2 separate regions of the Homo sapiens genome follow, and region 1 is linked to region 2. Evidence: read pairs that join two places in POLR2A ChIA-PET (ENCODE). Cell type or tissue: Panc1. All regions are shown on one strand. Links, peaks and the distances in the headings refer to the core of each region. The heading gives the core; the rest is flanking DNA. Region 1 has its middle 42 kb from the start of LINC01180. Region 2 holds the start of LOC105371791 (a long non-coding RNA gene).

Evidence for each region. Peaks named below come from ENCODE experiments on the same cell type or tissue, not always from the same donor. Only the 100,000 strongest peaks of a DNase experiment are listed, where the experiment ranks them.
Region 1: POLR2A ChIA-PET joins it to region 2 with 10 read pairs; 10 of 35 experiments call an interaction of 5 or more read pairs at or near these places.

What each region holds. Positions count from the first base shown.
Region 1 is chr17:44,604,427-44,613,014 of GRCh38, forward strand. No RefSeq gene overlaps it. Among named protein-coding and RNA genes, the nearest start is that of LINC01180, 42 kb to the right of the region's middle. RefSeq lists an enhancer at 3,011-3,622. In Panc1, for the core only: no CTCF peak of the experiment used is centred there; no DNase peak of the experiment used is centred there.
Region 2 is chr17:44,534,812-44,543,399 of GRCh38, forward strand. LOC105371791 (a long non-coding RNA gene) reads left to right here and starts at 1,429. Exons shown (of 3, transcript XR_934779.2): 1 at 1,429-1,581; 2 at 1,944-2,053; 3 at 3,014-3,046. RefSeq lists an enhancer at 4,953-5,947. In Panc1, for the core only: no CTCF peak of the experiment used is centred there; no DNase peak of the experiment used is centred there; H3K27ac peaks cover 6,781 bases.

The DNA.
Region 1 (8,588 bases), core at 466-8,465, 70 kb after region 2:
CTGGGAACTCACTGGGAATTCCAATTCTTAGCCCCCACCCTAGACCTGCTGATCCAAAATCTCTGAAGTGAGGCCAGCCTTACAGCCCCGTGTGTTTTCACAAGCATACCAAGTGATACTCAGGCACTGCTGAAGTTGAAGGACCCACACTGGAGAGGGCAAAATGTTGGAAGTGCTCAAGGCTGAATCAGCGACAACAGGAGTTGAGTCCTCCATCCAGCTGTCATCTGTTGCCACCTCCTCTATGTCACCCAAGCCATTTTCATGGAAGCCTTTTTGTTGGAAAGGCACAGAGATGGACATGACCTGGCTGTCTTAGGCCAGCCCCTCTTGATTCTCTCCCCAGTCTCTGTCTAGCCTCTTGTTCTGGGTGGGTGGAGAGTACCCCCCTCATTCTCGTCCATGAGTGTGGGGATGGGAGAGGAAGCGTCTCAGGAGGGATGTCAGGCAAGGCTTCCTGCAGACCCAGCTGTCCCTTCCAATCCACATCCCACCCCCTCACCCAACTCCCTCACAACAAGCACACCCAGCAGCTGCAGCAACCACCCTGGCCCAATGCTGGCCCCAATGTCCCCAAGCTCAGGGGAAGTGGAGTTCAACCCGTTCTTCCATGACTGCTCCTCCCAGGCCTCCCCAAGGAACCCAGACCCACCACAGCCTGAACCAAGACATCTCCTGAACCCTTTTCTCCCTCCCCTCAAATATCCTCTTCTGGAGGGCATTGGGAAAAGCTGCCAAAAGTCAGGTCCTCACCCGAGAACCCCCAACCTGAGCCCCAAACCTAGCTCCTCAGGTCACAGCCACTCCCAGCGAACACCACCCCTCGCTGTGGGTGGGATCCCATCGCCACACAGGCCAGGCAGCTGCCTGGACCACCTGCCCCAGGAGAGACCAAATGGAAGGCCAAGAGGAAGGGCAGCGGTGGGGAGGCTCTGGGGGAGAGGAAGCGGGGGCGAAAGGGCTGGGGCCAGGAAGTCTAGGATGTGGGAGCTGGAAGGGATCTGAGGGATCAGCTCATGACTTTTACAAGCTCAGAGAGGTTGTGTCTTGCTCAGTGTCACACAGCAAATTGGTGTCAGAGCCCAGCACAAACCTGATCTCCCAGGCCAATGCTCTTTCCAGACCTCACCCAGAGGGGAAAGGTAGCCAGGGGTAACTGTTCAATGAAAAGCTGCAGCCTACACTACTGCAGCCCACACTACTGCAGCCCACGCCATCACACAAGATCTTCCTCCAGGGAGCTGCCCCAGTGGACGCCTCATTTCTTCTCCCCTATCACTCATTCCACTACTCACAACTGCCTAGAACTTGATCCATTAGTTTATCTCACATTCACTCCATCTTTTGTCTTTGTTTTTGTTTTTGTTTTGAGACAGTTTTGCTGTTGTCGCCCAGGCTAGAGTGCAATGGCGCAATCTCGGCTCACTGCAACCTCCGCCTCCTGGGTTCAAGCAATTCTCCTGCCTCAGCCTCCCAAGTAGCTGAGATTACAGGCATGTGCCACACCCAGCTAATTTTTTTGTATTACTAGTAGAGATGGGGTTTCACCATGTTGGCCAGGTTAGTCTCGAACTCCTGACCTCAGGAGTCCGCCTTGGCCTCCCAAAGTCCTGGGATTATAGGTGTGAGCCACCACGCCCGGCCCACTTCATCTTTAAAACTCTCTGTGTCGTAGGAGAGAGGGAGAGGGAGAGAGGGAGAGAGTGTGTGTGTGTGTGCATCTGTGTGTCTTGCCTTCACCATCAGATGAGGGGGTTTCTTAGACAGAGGGTATGTCTCCACCATCACACTGGGCGTTCCTAGAGGACAAATGGTGTCTCCCTTCGGTTAGAACAGGAGCTTCCTGAGGTCAGGGACTGTCTTCCCTACTAGACTGGGGTTCCCTGAAGGCAGGAGCTGAGCCTCCAGAATTTTGTGGGTCTCCTTCCCACCTCCGCAGTTCTCTTCAACTGAGACAGCCCTGGTGTTAGACTTTAACAGGAGGAGGCCCTCAGAGTGCCTGGTTCAGAGACCACCTATGACAGAAATGCCGCTGGCATTTGAAGCCACTGGGACTACCACCTCGGGACATGATTGGGGATTCTCGGACAGCTCTTATTCTTTGCGCATCCCGAGATTTCCATTTGTTGTCTCAGTAATCACCAGCCTTGGTGTTCTGTGGTTCCTGTTCCACCAACCCTCCAGGGAAATCCTCTCTGAAGTTTTGAAGAGAACTCACCATACCTAAGCTGACCCTCTGAACAAAGGGAGGCTTGTGGAAACAAGGGGTTAGAGGAGAGGGTTTTCTTCTTCTCCTTCACCAAGGCTTCTGGGGATGGCTAAGGCCGATGACTGTCTCTCCAAAGCCACCCTCCACCCCGCCCCTGTCCCGCGTTGACCTTCCTTCTAATATACCAGCCCGAAGTCACACCTTCTCCCAGGAAGGGTTGGACCGCAGTTCAGCAGAGGCCGTGCAAGCGAACCCTCTCTCTAAGGAATGGTCATGGCGTCTTCCTCCCTGTTTCCCAAACGGGGTGCTGGGATTTTCGTCACAGGTCCCAACTTTCCCAAGTTCCAGTAGAATTCTTCCTGGAACCTTTCTGGTATCATCACCCTGTGCATCTAACAGTCTTAGCCCCCAGCTGGAGATGTGGCAGGGCCTGAGTGAGAGCAGTAAGTACAAGGGGACCTCAGCTCTGTACCAGATGTACCAGAGCATCCCCCCACAGCTGTCTATCACACGGCGCTGGGCCTGACAGGAGACAGGTCGCTGCCAAGATGGCATCCTGAGAACACACATGTAACAGGCGGGCAAGCGGTGCTTCCTCTGCCACCCTCCATGGCACCAAGTTAGAACACTACTATGAGGTACATAGGACAGACCCAATGCCCATCTGTGGATAAAGGAAGTAAGGCTCAGAGAGATTAAGCTGGGCTCAGTGGCTCACGCCTGTAATCCCAACACTTTGGGAGGCTGAGGTGGGTGGATCACCTGAGGTCAGGAGTTCAAGACCAGCCTGGCCAACATAGTGAAACCCTGTTTCTACTAAAAATACAAAAAATTTAGCCAGGTGTCATGGCGGGCACCTGTAATCCCAGCTACTCAGGAGGCTGAGGCAGGAGAATCTTTTGAACCTGGGAGGCGGAGGTTGCAGTGAGCCGAGATCGTGCCATTGCACTCCAGCCTGGGCAACAGAGCGAGACTCTGTCTCAAAAAAAAGAAAAGAAAAGAAATAGATGCAAGGCCCCATGCTATTCAGAAGAGCTGGAACATCATGCCAGGCCTACATTTGGTTTCAGTGTCATCACCCTTTGTGCCACATCTTACAGCAGTGCCAGCTTGGAACCAAACTCAGGCCCCCAGACTCCCAGCCTACTCCCAGGAGCACTGTGTGTAGCTGAGCAGGTCATACACTGCACAACCCCAGGATTGTGCTCCTCACATTGAGGTCAGGGCAGATGGCGTCCCCTGTAGCTGTTGCAGGACATGACCCCCATGGCTCCACGTGGAGGTCCTGCCTCCACACTCAGTCCTCAGCAATCTGTGCACACATTCAACACTTGGGCCACACAAATCCATCCCCTCCTTCTCCTCTTCTCCCACTAGCCAGAGTGGCAGGCAGCAGGAGCTCTTGGGGGCAGGTGGGGATCCCTGAGGAGTGTACACACCACCTCCCAGGACCACCATGTGCTCCCTGCCTCTCCATGTAGGAGCGCTTTCTGCCATACCCCCCATACCCTCTGTACCTCCCCATACCCCAGTTGCCCCCTCACTGTGCCCACACCCCTGCCTCCACACTCATCCCCACACACATGTGGGTACATACACCCACACACACATGTGCACCATGCAAGTGAAGTGCAGGGCCCCAGATCTCCAAGCTCCTGTCTGAGACTCCACCAAGCAGGGGGCTGAGGGCTGAGGGCTGGGGGCTGGGGGCTGGGGGCTGGCCTCCCTTAGCAGAGCCCTCTCCCCCTCTACTCGTGTGCAGGGCCCTGGCCCCTCCCGGGGAACAAGGCTGGGATTAATAAGCGGCCTGGCTCTCTCCCCTAATGGGCTCCAGCTGCACAAACATTCCCAGAATTCAGAGCCGGCTCTGTCTGGGGCGGCCCAGGCCTCAGCCCCAGCATTCCTGGCCCCCTCCCCCAAGGCCTGGGCCAGCTGCTCCGGAACTCCAGCAACTGGCTGGGGATCGAATCCCAATTCAGCTTCTCCAGAGGTGGGGGGCAGTGGAGTGACTGGGGCTGGGGTGGGAGGTGAGGGGACAGGAAGAGGTGAGTAAACTCTGAAAGGACACCTCCCTACCTGCCCTTCCCCCGCCTGCCAGGCCCACCCCTCCCCCAACACTGCTCACACCCTTAGCCTAGGTGCCAGGGCCCAGCTTGGTCTTCCCTAATTTGTCTCACCAGGCAGGGCCCTTGGCTGGCAGTGCCAGGAGGAGGTAACCCAGGCAGGGCTAGGAGAAAAGATAAACATCTCCCCTTGTGTTTTAAGAGATCCAGCTGGGTCTCCATGGAGTCTATGGCCTGGCAGCAGCTTAGTTTAAACAGATTCTTATCAAGCAGTGGGAAGGGGTGGCAAAGGGAGCAAGAGGAAGAAGGAAAGTAGGGGTTCTCACCCTCCCATTATCCAGCTGGGAGTGACACTCAGGGCCCCAGTGGGAGGAATCCTAAGTGGACAAAGATGAGCCCGTGAGGATGATGGCTCTGAACCTGTCTTCCCAGATCCCAGGCTACAGGGGTCAGTCATTCCACTGTCCCTGATCTGTCCTTGATCTGTTGCCCCCAGTTACGCCTGCTGTGGACACCAAGGGCTGAGGCCATGGAAGGAGTCCCATGACTCCTGTTGGTGCCAGGGTCCATCTGAGCAGGGACTAGTGGAGAGCACGCCACCTAACAGAGGTGTGTGTGGCTGTGTGTGTGCCTGTGTCTCCCTGGCCAAGCGGAAGCAGCTGAGTCAAGTAGCACCTGCATGTGGATGTGGCAGTGTGTGTGCGTGTGCCAGTGCACGTCAGCCTCTCTGTGTTCAAAAACGCCGTAAGCTCCACGCTCACTCAGAAAGGCTGCCTGCTGGCCACCCCTCCCCGAAGCTGCAAGTGTCCCTCCCACGGGGCATGCGCCAGAGAGAGGCTGAGAAGAGAAAGTAGAGGACAAACAAAAGAGAGGTAGTGCCGGGAGTGGTGGCTCACGCCTGTAATCCCAGCACTTTGGGAGGCAGAGGCGGGCAGATCACTTGAGGTCAGGAGTTTGAGACCAACCTGGCCAACATGGTGAAATCTCATCTCTATTAAAAATACAAAAATTAGCTGGGCGTGATGGCACACGCTACTTGGAGGCTGAGGCAGAAGAGTTGCTTGAACCAGGGAGGTGGAGGTCGCAGTGAGCCGAGATCACGCTACTCCACACCAGCCTGGGCGACAGAGTAGGACTTCGTCTCAAAAAAACAAAAGGTTGATGAGGCGAGAGCTCTGAGGGAGGCTGTGCGGGCAGCTGAGGCACTGACTTGGGAGTTAGGAAACATAGGTCTTGGCCTCAACTCTGCCAGAGACCAGCCAGGACGTTGGATGTTTCACTTCCCTGATCAGTATCCTTCCCTTGAATAAGAGAAGATTGGACAAGAGTCTCTCCTGAGTCCCTTCTTGGATTCCACTGTGATGACAGCTGGGTTGGGGGACACGGGAGGATGCTACATCCTCTCAGAGCTGCAAGAAAGGGGCTCTGGAGGGGCCACCAAGAGCAGCCTATAGGGACTGCGTAGAGGGTCCCTAGTCTCTCTGGCCCTGAAGAGGAAATTGAGAAAGGGGTGTGCTCCCTGTCTTGGGGAGTCCCGTTCTGCAGGGAAACCAAGTACACCACAACATGGAGACAGATAAAGGCAGGTGATCTCAATTGGCTGAGCTCTTGGCGGCCGTCCTGGGTTGAAGGGGAAGAGGGCCATTGAGCCAAACAACAAGGATCTGTTTACTCTCTACTCTCTTTTTTTCACGTGCACACAGCAAACACATGCGGCCCCTCCTCAGGCCTCTGCAGGCCAAGGAATGCAGACCCACCGCTCCAGGTCTTGGTCCCCATCAATCACACTGCCCATGCATGTCACATCACCTGCTTCCTTGCAGTTCTGGCCATTTCCCCATGGAGGCACAGAGGGAATGACACTCTGACAGCATTTGAGCCCTTTAACTCATCATTGATCTGTATCTCCACTCCCCACCCCACCCCCAGCTATGGGACCAGCTCCTGAGCTGCAGGGAAACAGTAAGGTGAGACCTCCTTTGCATACATGGAGAAACTGAAGGGCTCTGGGTGGGACGGGAACTCAGGAATTGGACCCCATTTAGGACTCTATCCAAGTGAGCCTCATCTAGCTGTTCATCTGGCATTTCGTGAACACCTACTTTGTATTCAGACTTGTGTTATTAATAGAAGCTGAATAATACAAAGAAATAACATTTCTCCCAGGGGTATCAAATCAGAGGAAAAAAAATCCTTCCCCCAAACCAAAGGTGGACTGGAACCTACCATAGACTGACCAAAGAAACAGAGCCATCAACATGCTATTGAATTTTAGAGCTGTTTATTTGGGCACCAGAGAAACAGCAGACCAGATGCCTGAACTTCCCAGGCTGAAGCTCTGGACTACAAAGCTGTAGACGCTTAGCAAGGAAACAGGAAAGGAGGGAAGCAGCCGGCCATGGTTGTGAAATTCTGAGGTCTAGAACCCTAAGGCAACAAACTGAACCCAAAGCCTCTCTCCTCTACTCCCCACTCCCTTCATTTTTCAGTTATCTATTGAGTAAATAATCCACCCCAAAACTGAGTGCTTACAACAATACAAGTTTTTCTTTTCTTTTCTTTTCTTTTTCTTTTTTTTTTTTTTTTTTTGAGTCTTGCTCTGTTGGCTAGCCTGGAGTGCAGTGGCACGATCTCAGCTCACTGCAACCTCTGCTTCCCGGGTTCAAGCAATTTTCCTGCCTCAGCCTCCCAAGTAGCTGGGATTACAGGCATGTGCCATCATGCCTGGCTAATTTTTTTATTTTTTATTTTTTATTTTTAGTAGAGACGGGGTTTCACCATGTTGGTCAGGCTGGTCTCGAATTCCTGACCTCAGGTGATCTGCCCGCCTCGGCCTCCCAAAGTGCTGGGATTACAGGCATGAACCACCACGCCCAGCCAATAATACAAGTTTTTCTTTGCTCACAATTCTACAAATTGGGCAAGATTCAGTGTGGACAGCTTGCCACACTGGTTCTGGAGCATCCAAGATGCTTCACAAATATATCTGGCCCCTCTGCTGGGACGGCTGGAGGAGAAGGGGGCTGGTTGGGGCTCTCTCTTTTCCTTCATAGTCTCTCATCCTCTGGTGCTTCTCCCTCGCTCTCTTTCCCTATAGCTCCCTCTCCTCCAGGGTGGCCAGACCTCTTTACATGGTGACTGGCTTCCAACAGGGAAGAAGTAGAAGTTGTCAGGTCTCTTAAGACCTAGACCTCAGGTTGGGCGCGATGGCTCACGCCTGTAATCGCAACACTTTGGGAGGCCAGGTGGAAGGAACACTTGAGGCCAGGAGTTTGAGACCAGCCTGGGCAACATGGCAAAACCCTGTCTCAAAAAAAAAAAGAAAAGAAAAGAAAGAAAAATTAGCCAGGTGTAGTGGCACAGGCCTGTAGACCCAGCTACTCAGGAGGCTGAGGTGGGAGAATCACTTGAGCCTGGGAGGCGGAGGTTACAGGGAGCTATGATCACACCACTACACTCCAGCCTGAGTGACAGAGACCTGTCTCCAAAAAAAAAAAAAAAAAAAAAAAAAGACCTAGACCTCACCTGTCAGGGCATCAGTGTTGCTGCCACCATTGGTCAGAGCAAATCACAGGCCACCCTGGATTGATTGATTTATTAAGTCAGAGTCTCACTCTGTCACCCAGGCTGGAGTGCAGTGGCGCACTTGGCTTGCTGCAACCTCTGCCTCCTGGGTTCAAGCCACTCTCATGCCTCAGCCTCCCGAGTAGCTGAGATTACAGGTGTTCACTACCACGTCTGGCTCATTTTTCATATTTTTTGTAGAGATGTACTTTTTGTTGGATTTTGTCATTTTTCGTATTTTTTGTAGAGATGGGGTTCACCATGTTGGCCAGGCTGGTCTCAAACTCCTGAACCCAAGTGATCTACCCGCCTTGGCCTCCCAAAATGCTGGGATTACAGGCATGTAATCAGGTGCCCGGCTCCACCCTGGATTTAAGGAGACAGAAAATGCACTAACGGAGCAGCATGCGCATGAGGGGACGGCATTGCTGGTGGCCCATCTTCGCGGACCACCCCGCCATCCCCCTAACTTGGCTCCCCTTTTGTTCCTCCTTGGCACACTGAAGCACTATCTCCTCTCTGGAGTGTCGTCCTTCTTCTTCTCCTATACCCCATGTCCAATCAGTCCCCAGGTTCTGTTATTGATGCCTCCTCCATGTCTCTCAAATCATTCTTTTTCTTTTCTTTTCTATTTATTTTCTTTTCTTTTCCTTTTCTTTTTGTTTTGTTTGTTTGTTTGTTTGTTTTTTGAGACAGAGTCTCGCTCTGTTTCCCAAGCTGGAGTGCAGTGGGGCGATTTCGGCTCACTGCAA
Region 2 (8,588 bases), core at 182-8,181:
TGCAATGGTGCAGTCTCAGCGCACTGCAACCTCTGCCTCCCGGGTTCCAGCGATTCTCCTGCCTCAGGCTCCTGAGTAGCTGGGACTGCAGGTGCCCACCACATGCCTGGCAATTTTTTTGTATTTTTAGTAGAGACAGGGTTTCACCGTGTTGGCCAGGCTGGTCTCGAACTCCTGACCTCAGGTGATCTGCCCGCCTCAGCCTCCCAAAGTGCTGGGATTACAGGCGTAAGCCACTGCGCCCAGCCACCCCCAGCTAATTTTTGTATTTTTAGTAGAGACGGGGTTTTGCCATGTTGGCCAGGCTGGTCTCGAACTTCTGACCTCAGCTGATCCACCCACCTCGGCCTTCCAAAGTGCTGGGAGTATAGTCTGGTTTCTCTTCAGATCGTATAAATCTTTCACCTTTTACCAAAGTGCTGGGATTACAGGTGTGAGTCACCATGCCTGGCCAAACAACTGGGCTTTTTAAACAAGACATTATCTGGACTTAATGTAAGTATAGACACAGGGCTCCATCCCTGTTCTCTAGAACTGTGCTAATATACTACCCACCAGCCACATGACTGTAGAGCACAGGACTAATCCAAGTTGAGATGTGCTGAAAGTGCAAAATACACACTGAATTCTAAGGACTTTTTGAAAAAAATGTAAAATATAGCATTAACAACTTTTATATTGATTACACGTGGAAATGATAGTATTTTGGATCTATTGGGTTAAATAAGATATATTATTAAAATTAATTTTAGCCAGACACGATGGCTCATGCCTGTAATCCCAACACTTCGGGAGGCCAAGCGGGCGGATCGCTTAAACTCAGGAGTTCGAGACCAGCCGGTGCAACATGGTGAAACCCTGTGTCTACAAAAAATACAAAAATTAGCTGGGCATGGTGGCACACACCTGCAATCCCAGCTACTTGTGGGGACTGAGGGCGGGGGAGGATCGCCTGAGTCCAGGAGGTTGAGGCTGCAGTGAACTGTGTTCACACCACTCCACTCCAGCTTGGGTGACAAAGTGAGACCCTGTCTCAAAAAATTAATTTTCCCATAGCTCACAGTAGCCTCAAACTCCTGGGCTCAATCTATCCTCCTGCCTCAGACTCCTCAGTCATTGGGACTAGGACTACAGGTATGCATCACTGTACCCAGCTAACTTTTATGTAGGTTTTTGTTTGTTTTTAACAGGTGAGATCTCACTATGTTGCCCAGGCTGGATAGAACATTTTAAATGGCATCTGTGACTTCCATCTTATTTCTGTGGGGCAGAGCTGCTCTGGGAACTCTCAGCTCAGTGGAAGACAGACAGGATCATTTGAATATTCTAAAGCAGGGGAACATGTGGTCTGTGTTTTAAGAAGTGAGAACAACTTGGTGTAGGAACCTCAGAGGCGGGAACTCCTGAGGGAGAGAGTTTCAGGGAAGCTGTCTCAGCGGATTCCAGGTTCCAGCTGTATTTCTAAAGATTTGTGGGACTCTGCCCTGGGGAGAAGAGCAGAGGGAAACACGAAGGCCAAAACAGCAAAGGCCAGGGAGGCAAGGCCAGCCAGCAGTGGGGCTGGGTGCCCAGTGCTCCTGGGTGAGTGGAGGGAGACAAGGCCTGCTGACCACAAACTGTGAGGGCCTTGACTGTGGGGCCAGACAGAGGGGCTGTCAGCCAGATGGAGCTCCAGACACCTTAGGCTAGGGAGGGTCTGGACCTGGACAGACTACAGAAATTGGTGAGCAGGAATGGGAGGTGGCAGTGAGTGGCAGGGCCCCTGGCTCATTCTCCCTCTGTCCTCATTTCCTTGCTCTGGAGGGGAGGGTGGTGAACAATCTTCTCAGAGGAGGTTAGCTGTGGGAGGACAGCTCCTAAGGAGCATTTCCTGCCTTTGGCTCACAACTGCTTCCTGTCCAGACCTCCCAACACTTGACCCCCATTCAATTCCTTCCTCCCAGGGCAGCTGGGTGGCCACGAGGTCTTCACAGGTCCAGAGACCCGGAGCTTCTCAGCAAGCTGAATGAGGCAGCGTCCCAGGGGTCCAGAAGCCCAGCCTCGCCCGGCGCTGGTGAGGAACTGGAATCCAGGCTTGTACTGAAAGCCTCAGGGATAGATTTGGAGGAGGAAGCCCGAGATGGCGCCTCTCTCCCACCGGCTAGGACCTCAGTTCCCACTTTCCTAGTTACCTCTTCCACCCCCTCACCTCCAGCTGGGAACTTACATCCCTTCTTTCATTTATAGGGCACTTTTAGGCTGGGTGCAGTGGTTCACGCCTGTAATCCTAGCACTTTGGGAGGCCAAGGCAGGCGGATTGCTTGAGCTCAGGAGTTCGAGGCCAGTCTGGGCAACATAGTGAGACCTCGTCTCTATTTTTTTAAATGAAATATAAATATTTTAAAAATTAAAAATTCAAAAAAATGAAAAACAAATGGCACTTTTTCTTCCCAAACAATGGCTGGGGACTTCTGAAGGGAAAGGGAGGCAAATTCCCTAGGAAATAATCATGAGTGATTACTTCTCCAGAAACACCTGAGGCCTCCAATGAACCCCTTCTTTGAGAGTCAATCTGCAGTTTTCTCCCTGGTTCTGAGATGTCAGGCCAGGTTCCAAAGATGTGAGGTTTTTTTTTTTTTTTTTGAGACGGAGTCTCGCTCTGTCGCCCAGCCTCGAGTGCAGTGGCGCGATCTCAGCTCACTGCAAGCTCTGCCTCCCGGGTTCATACCATTCTCCTGCCTCAGCCTCCTGAGTAGCTGGGACTACAGGTGCCCAACACCATGCCCGGCTAATTTCTTTGTATTTTTAGTAGAGTCGGGGTTTCACCATGTTAGCCAGGATGGTCTCGATCTCCTGACCTCGTGATCCACCCGCCTCGGCCTCCCAAAGTGCTGGGATTACAGGCGTGAGCCACCACGCCAGCCTAAGATGTGAGTTTTGAGAGCCCATCACAGGTTGTTAAAAGTGTGTCTGGAGTTGGTTCCTTCCCATGGGTTCTTGGTCTTACAGGCTTCTTGGGTTCTTGGTCTCACAGACTTCAAGAATGAAGCCGTGGACCTTCGCAGTGAGTGTCACAGCTCTTCAAGATGGCATGGACCCAAAGAGTGAGCAGCAGCAAGATTTATTGGGAAAAGCGAAAGAACAAAGCTTCCAAAGCAGGGAAGGGGACCCAAGCGGGTTGGGTCTCCTGGCTGGGAGTGGGGGTGGGGATGGGGGGAGTGGCCAGCTTTTATTCCTTTATTTGTCCCTGCCCACATCCTGCTGATTGGTCCATTTTACAGAGTGCTGATTGGTCTATTTTACAGAGTGCTGATTGCTGCATTCACAATCCTGTAGCTAGACACAGAGCACTGATTGGTGCGTTTTTACAGAGTGCTGATTGGTGCATTTACAATCCTTTAGCTAGCCAAGAAATTCTCCAAGCCCCCACTCCACCCAGAAAGTCCAGCTAGCTTCACCTCTCAAAAGGAGCCAGATCTTTCTCCTTTATCTCTTAAACCTAAGCCATGCCTGCCCACCCCCTAGTGCAGGGTACACTACAATACTTAAAATGGGGAGAGGACTACCCCAAATAACCCAGCCCATCTCAGCTCAACCATGAGCCTCTGCTATGCCTCTAAATCAGTCCTGCCCTCTTCCTTCCATAAATCCTAGAGACCCCTAGGAGATGCCCCTCACCAGCAGCATACCAGCCAGGAATCCCTGAGTCCTCCATAAAAGCCACACTTGGAGCTGAGATGACCCTAGGGGAGGGGGCTTAGTCCCTCTGCCTTGCTCTGCCCCTTAACCACCAGGTAGACCACAAGTGTTTGTTGCACATCATACCCCACTCCCCACAGACCCCCACTTAAGGCCAGGGCAGAATTAAAGGATGGAATTGCTGAAAGAAGGGGTCTTCTCCCCCAGGGATGCTTGGTCTCAGTCCACAGGGAAAGGAAGGTCCTACGGGTGTGGGGAGTGCAGGCCTGGCTGGTCCCCTGCTCTCTGCCAGCTCTAGAGCACCCGCTGTACCGGGGGCTCCCCTTGGTGGGGTCAGGAAAAGTCCACGGGAGACTTGGGGGAGTGGAGGGGAGGGCCCTGGGGAAAATTAATGTGGATCAAGGGCTTGAAGACGTTCCTGACTCTCCCTCCCCTCCCCTACCCCCACCCCCACGCCCGCCTCAGGTGGACCAAATACTGAGGAGTGGATTTGTGTGAGCCTAAACACAAGAGCTCTGGGGTTCTATTTCCTCTTAGTCATTTTCCAAAGCTGCACCACCCTACCACTGCCTGGCTGGTGTGGCATCAGAGGGCTCTAGGTCCCCAGCCCTGCAGAGAAGCCCTTCTGAATGAAGGAGAGGCCCACCAGCCTGGGGAGAAGAGGTGAGTCCCCGACTCCCTCCGAGACAGAGCCTCCTCCCCTTCTCAAGCACCCCGAATCTCTGCACCACCAATTCACCCTCAGATCTGTTTCTTTCTTTTTTTGTTTTGTTTTTTGTTTTGTTTTGTTTTGTTTTGTTTCCCCCGTCGCCCAGGCTGGAGTGCAGTGGCACGATCTCGGCTCATTACAACCTCTGCCTTCCAGGTTCAAGCGATTCTCCTGCCTCAGCCTCCCAAGTAGCTGGGATTACAGGTGTGCGCCACCATGCCTGGCTAATTTTTGTATTTTTAGTAGAGACGGGGTTTCACCGTGTTGGCCAGGCTGGTCTCGAACTCCTGACCTCATGATCCGCCCGCTTCGGCCTCCCCAAGTGCTGGGATTACAGGCGTGAGCCCCAGGTCTCTTTCTTAAAATGTCTTTTCCCTCTATCTTTCCCCTCCCAGTGATCCAAAAGCTACGCCTGATTTGGAGAGGGGGTGGCAAGTGGGAAAGGAGGAGGGAAGGGGCAGTGTGGATCGAGGAGGGGGTCACCCCCACCCTGACCCTGAGCACCCTAGGTTTGGCCCCTCTGGGTGCCTCCCTCTTTGGAGAACTCAGGAAGCCGATGAGCTAGTTTGCGAGCTGGGGGTGGGGCAGTGAGGAGACTGGGGAGGAGGGAGGAGAGGGGAGAGTGATGGGAGCCGCGGCTGGGAGGCTTCGGAAGGTTGAAGGCTGGGTTTGGGAGGTGAGGGCGAGCGTCCCTCTCAGCCCCGTGGGGGGATATGCAAAGAATTGCTAATTGCAACTAAACGAGGCCTCGGCGTGGGGGAAGGGGCAGTCTTGCGGCTGTCAGGGGCTACCGCCTCTTTGAGTGCCCGGGTAAGGCCAGGCCAGCCCGCTCTTCTCATGTAAAGCAGCTTTTTGTCTGGGGGAGCCAGGGCTGGGGCCAGGGGCTGGGGAAGGGGCCCAAGCCATCAGCAAGTTTCTTGTTCCCCAGAAAGGGAGAAGGGTGCCGAGGCCTCCTCAGAGTGAGAATGCCCCCCTCCTTCTCCACTCTCAAGCTTTTTATGTGGGGGTTGATGGGGTGCTGCCCAGCAGGAGGGGGTGGGCCTGGGATCCCAGTACCCCCCTTGCTGGACTGTGGGAAAAAAAAGAGCACAAAGAAGGGGGCTGGCCCCGCTGAGATGGGAGACGGGGCAGCTCTGATCCACGGATGCCCTGAGGCTGAAGTACCCATCCCTGGATCCCCTTCTAGAGAATGTCCCCATTGGCCATGTATCTTATCTGGTCATCTGGGCCCATTTCAGACTTTCTCACCCACTTTGCAAACCCTCCCTAACCTTTGTACTCTGAGGAGATGGATTTTGTGAATCCAAGTTAGTTCCTAACTGAGCCTAACTAGAGGGAGAAGAAGGACTCATACCTTTGGGGAAATCTTTGCTCTAAACATAGGGACCTACGAATAATGCTTCCAGACCCTGGGGCCACATAACCTGTTAGAGACCCAAGAATCTTGCTTTCTAATTCAGATGCCCCCTTTTATGAGCTTCTATAAACTTGGGCAAATTATATCAGCTATTGAGCCTCAGTTTTCTCATCTGTAAAATGGGGACAATATCATCCTCTCAAAATCCTTGTGAAGATATGGAAAGATGCAACGCATCCCGTATGGCAGTCCCTGGTTCTCAGTGTGTCCCCTCCCCTCCCCTGGAACATCTATCAAAAGGATGGATACACACACACAAGCACTTCAGGGATAGTGATACCTCATGTCCATATCACACTTTGCAATTTCCACAATGCACGTGACATCTCTTTCTCTTTTTTCTTCTTTTTGAGACAGAATCTCACTTTGTCGCCCAGGCTGGAGTGCAGTGGCATGATCTCGGCTCACTGCGAACTCCGTCTCCTGGGTTCAAGTGATTCTCTTGCCTCAGCCTCCTGAGTAGCTAGGACTACCACCCACCACCACTCCTGGCTAATTTTTGTATTTTTAGTAGAGACGGGTTTTCACCATGTTGGCCAGGCTGGTCTCAAACTCCTGACCATCAGTGATCCACCCGCCTCAGCCTCCCAAAATGCTGGGATTACAGGCGTGAGCCACAACGCTGGGCCACATGTCATCTCTTAATGATACACTATCTAATCAATGGAACAGACTCTTCTTTTCTATATTTGGTGAAAAAAATCAAGATTCCAAGAGCTTAAGTCAGATCCCCTGACACCTCTGCCAATGCTCATCCCACTCCATGGTGTGGCCTCAGGGATCCCATCTCACAGACTAGACAAATGGAGCCCAAGGCCAGAGCAAAACCAGCCGGAGACTGTCACCGTCCAAGGTATCACCCAGGGTTTCTCAATAGCACAGCTTGTCTTAGTGGCCACCTGCACTCTTCTCCTAAATCAGTGCTTGTGTGGAAACTTTAGGACCATGTGGGTCCCCTTCTCTCAGCTCCACACTGGGGTCCTTGAGAAGCAGAGGGCTGGCTGGAGGATAGGAAGGGTTGTCCCCTCCCCTCCCAGCAGAAAACCTCTGGGATGACACCTTCACTCTGAGAGGCAGCGGGATGACACGGATAGAATCGCTGGGCAAGTCAGTTCTTTCCCTCCTCCCTTTTCCTGCTAGAAGTCCACTTCTTCATCGAGAAATGTCTCCTCCGTTCCTTCCCCCCTCTATTTTGGGGGCCCCGGGGTCTAGCTCCCCATCCCTGTGTGTCGCTCCGGCTGGATCCCCATCCTCCCAGCCCCTCGGCCAAGTGGAGGATGCTGATCTGACTGCCTCCTGCCAGACACCTAGGGCCTCCTGCTCCCAGAGGGTCTTGGCCAAGGGGCTCTGGCGCTGGGCCGGTGCCTTTCTCACTGCCCGGCTCCCTCCTCACAGGCCCCTAATCCATCTCACCCAGCAGGAAGCCCTTAAGCTGCCTTTTCAGCCGCCTTCCCCAGCCCGCTGTGGGCTCTGTGCCTTTCTATACCACCCTTGGCAGGAGCTGTGTTATACAAGCTGGAGAGAGAGGCCCCTGCAAAGAGGTCATCGTGCCTAAGGCGGCTTCCAGCTCCAGCAGCCTCTCCTCCCTGGTCCCCTCCCCAGGGTTCCCCCACTGGTACACTGCCTGGCATCCCTGGGCACTGACAGCCCTGGCTGACTCACATCAAAGCCCCAGACTGGGTCCAGGTGAGAGGAGGGATGCTAGGGGGACAGTGGGCAGAAGGCCAGGGTCTGGGGAAGTGTGGCAGGCATGAGGGGCTCCTCTGGCTCTGTGCCATCTGTCCTTTTGGCTGGTGTCTCCATCTTCCCTCTGCTTCCAACCCCTGCCCTCAACTCCCCAAAGCCCATTCACAGGTTTCTTAGACTCAGTTATGCAGCCCAGACAGGGCTGGGAGAGCGTGTGCCCTGGAGGCCACCTCAACTGAATGTTTCAGACAGGAAGAGAGAGAGGCCAAGGGGGTGGGGGTGGGGGCAGGGGCGCCAACAGTTTCTTTCTGTCTTCCTAGGTTGTATTTGGATTTGGGCAATTGCTTGTCACTCTTGGGGCACAGACCTCATAGCTTGGATCATTCTGGGGCAGGCTTAATTTCACACCCCCAATTTCATAGCCCCTGCAAGTATACTCTCGCTGGTTCTGATGATTTTTGGTTTGGAAAATGGTTCTTTTTTTTTTTAGATGGAGTCTCGCTCTGTCGCCCAGGCTGGAGTGCAGTGGCATGATCTCGGCTCACTGCAACTTCTGCCTCCTGGGTTCAAGTGATTCTTGTGCCTCAGCCTCCCAAACAGCTGGAACTACAGGCACCTGTCACCACACCTGGCTAATTTTGTATTTTCAGTAGAGACGGGGTTTCACCATGTTGGCCAGGCTGGTCTCAAACTCCTAGCCTCAAGTGATCTGCTCACCTTGGCCTCCCAAAGTGCTGAGCCACCGTGCCCTGCCTGGAAAATGGTTCTTGTATGACCTGGTCCTTATCTTGACCTCAACCTTTCCCTCCCCTCTCTCTCCAGGAAAAAATATCCCCCCACCGCCCCTACCTAGGCCCCTTCTCCAAGGCCCAAACCCCAGTCCTGCCTCCACTCCAGGAAGCCAGCCTTTTGCTGGCTAGAAGTGGTTAGAGAAGAGTTGGGGGTGCCTCTGGGAGGTCTGTTTGTAGTTCAGATTCTTCTCATTCCAGGCTCAGCAGGCTCTCTCTAAGGGAAGGGCCTGGGATGGGGGGCGGGGATCCTTGGGGCACCAGCTGCAGGGAAGGAAAGCTTCCCGGGGAGAGGAGGGAAGTGTTTTTC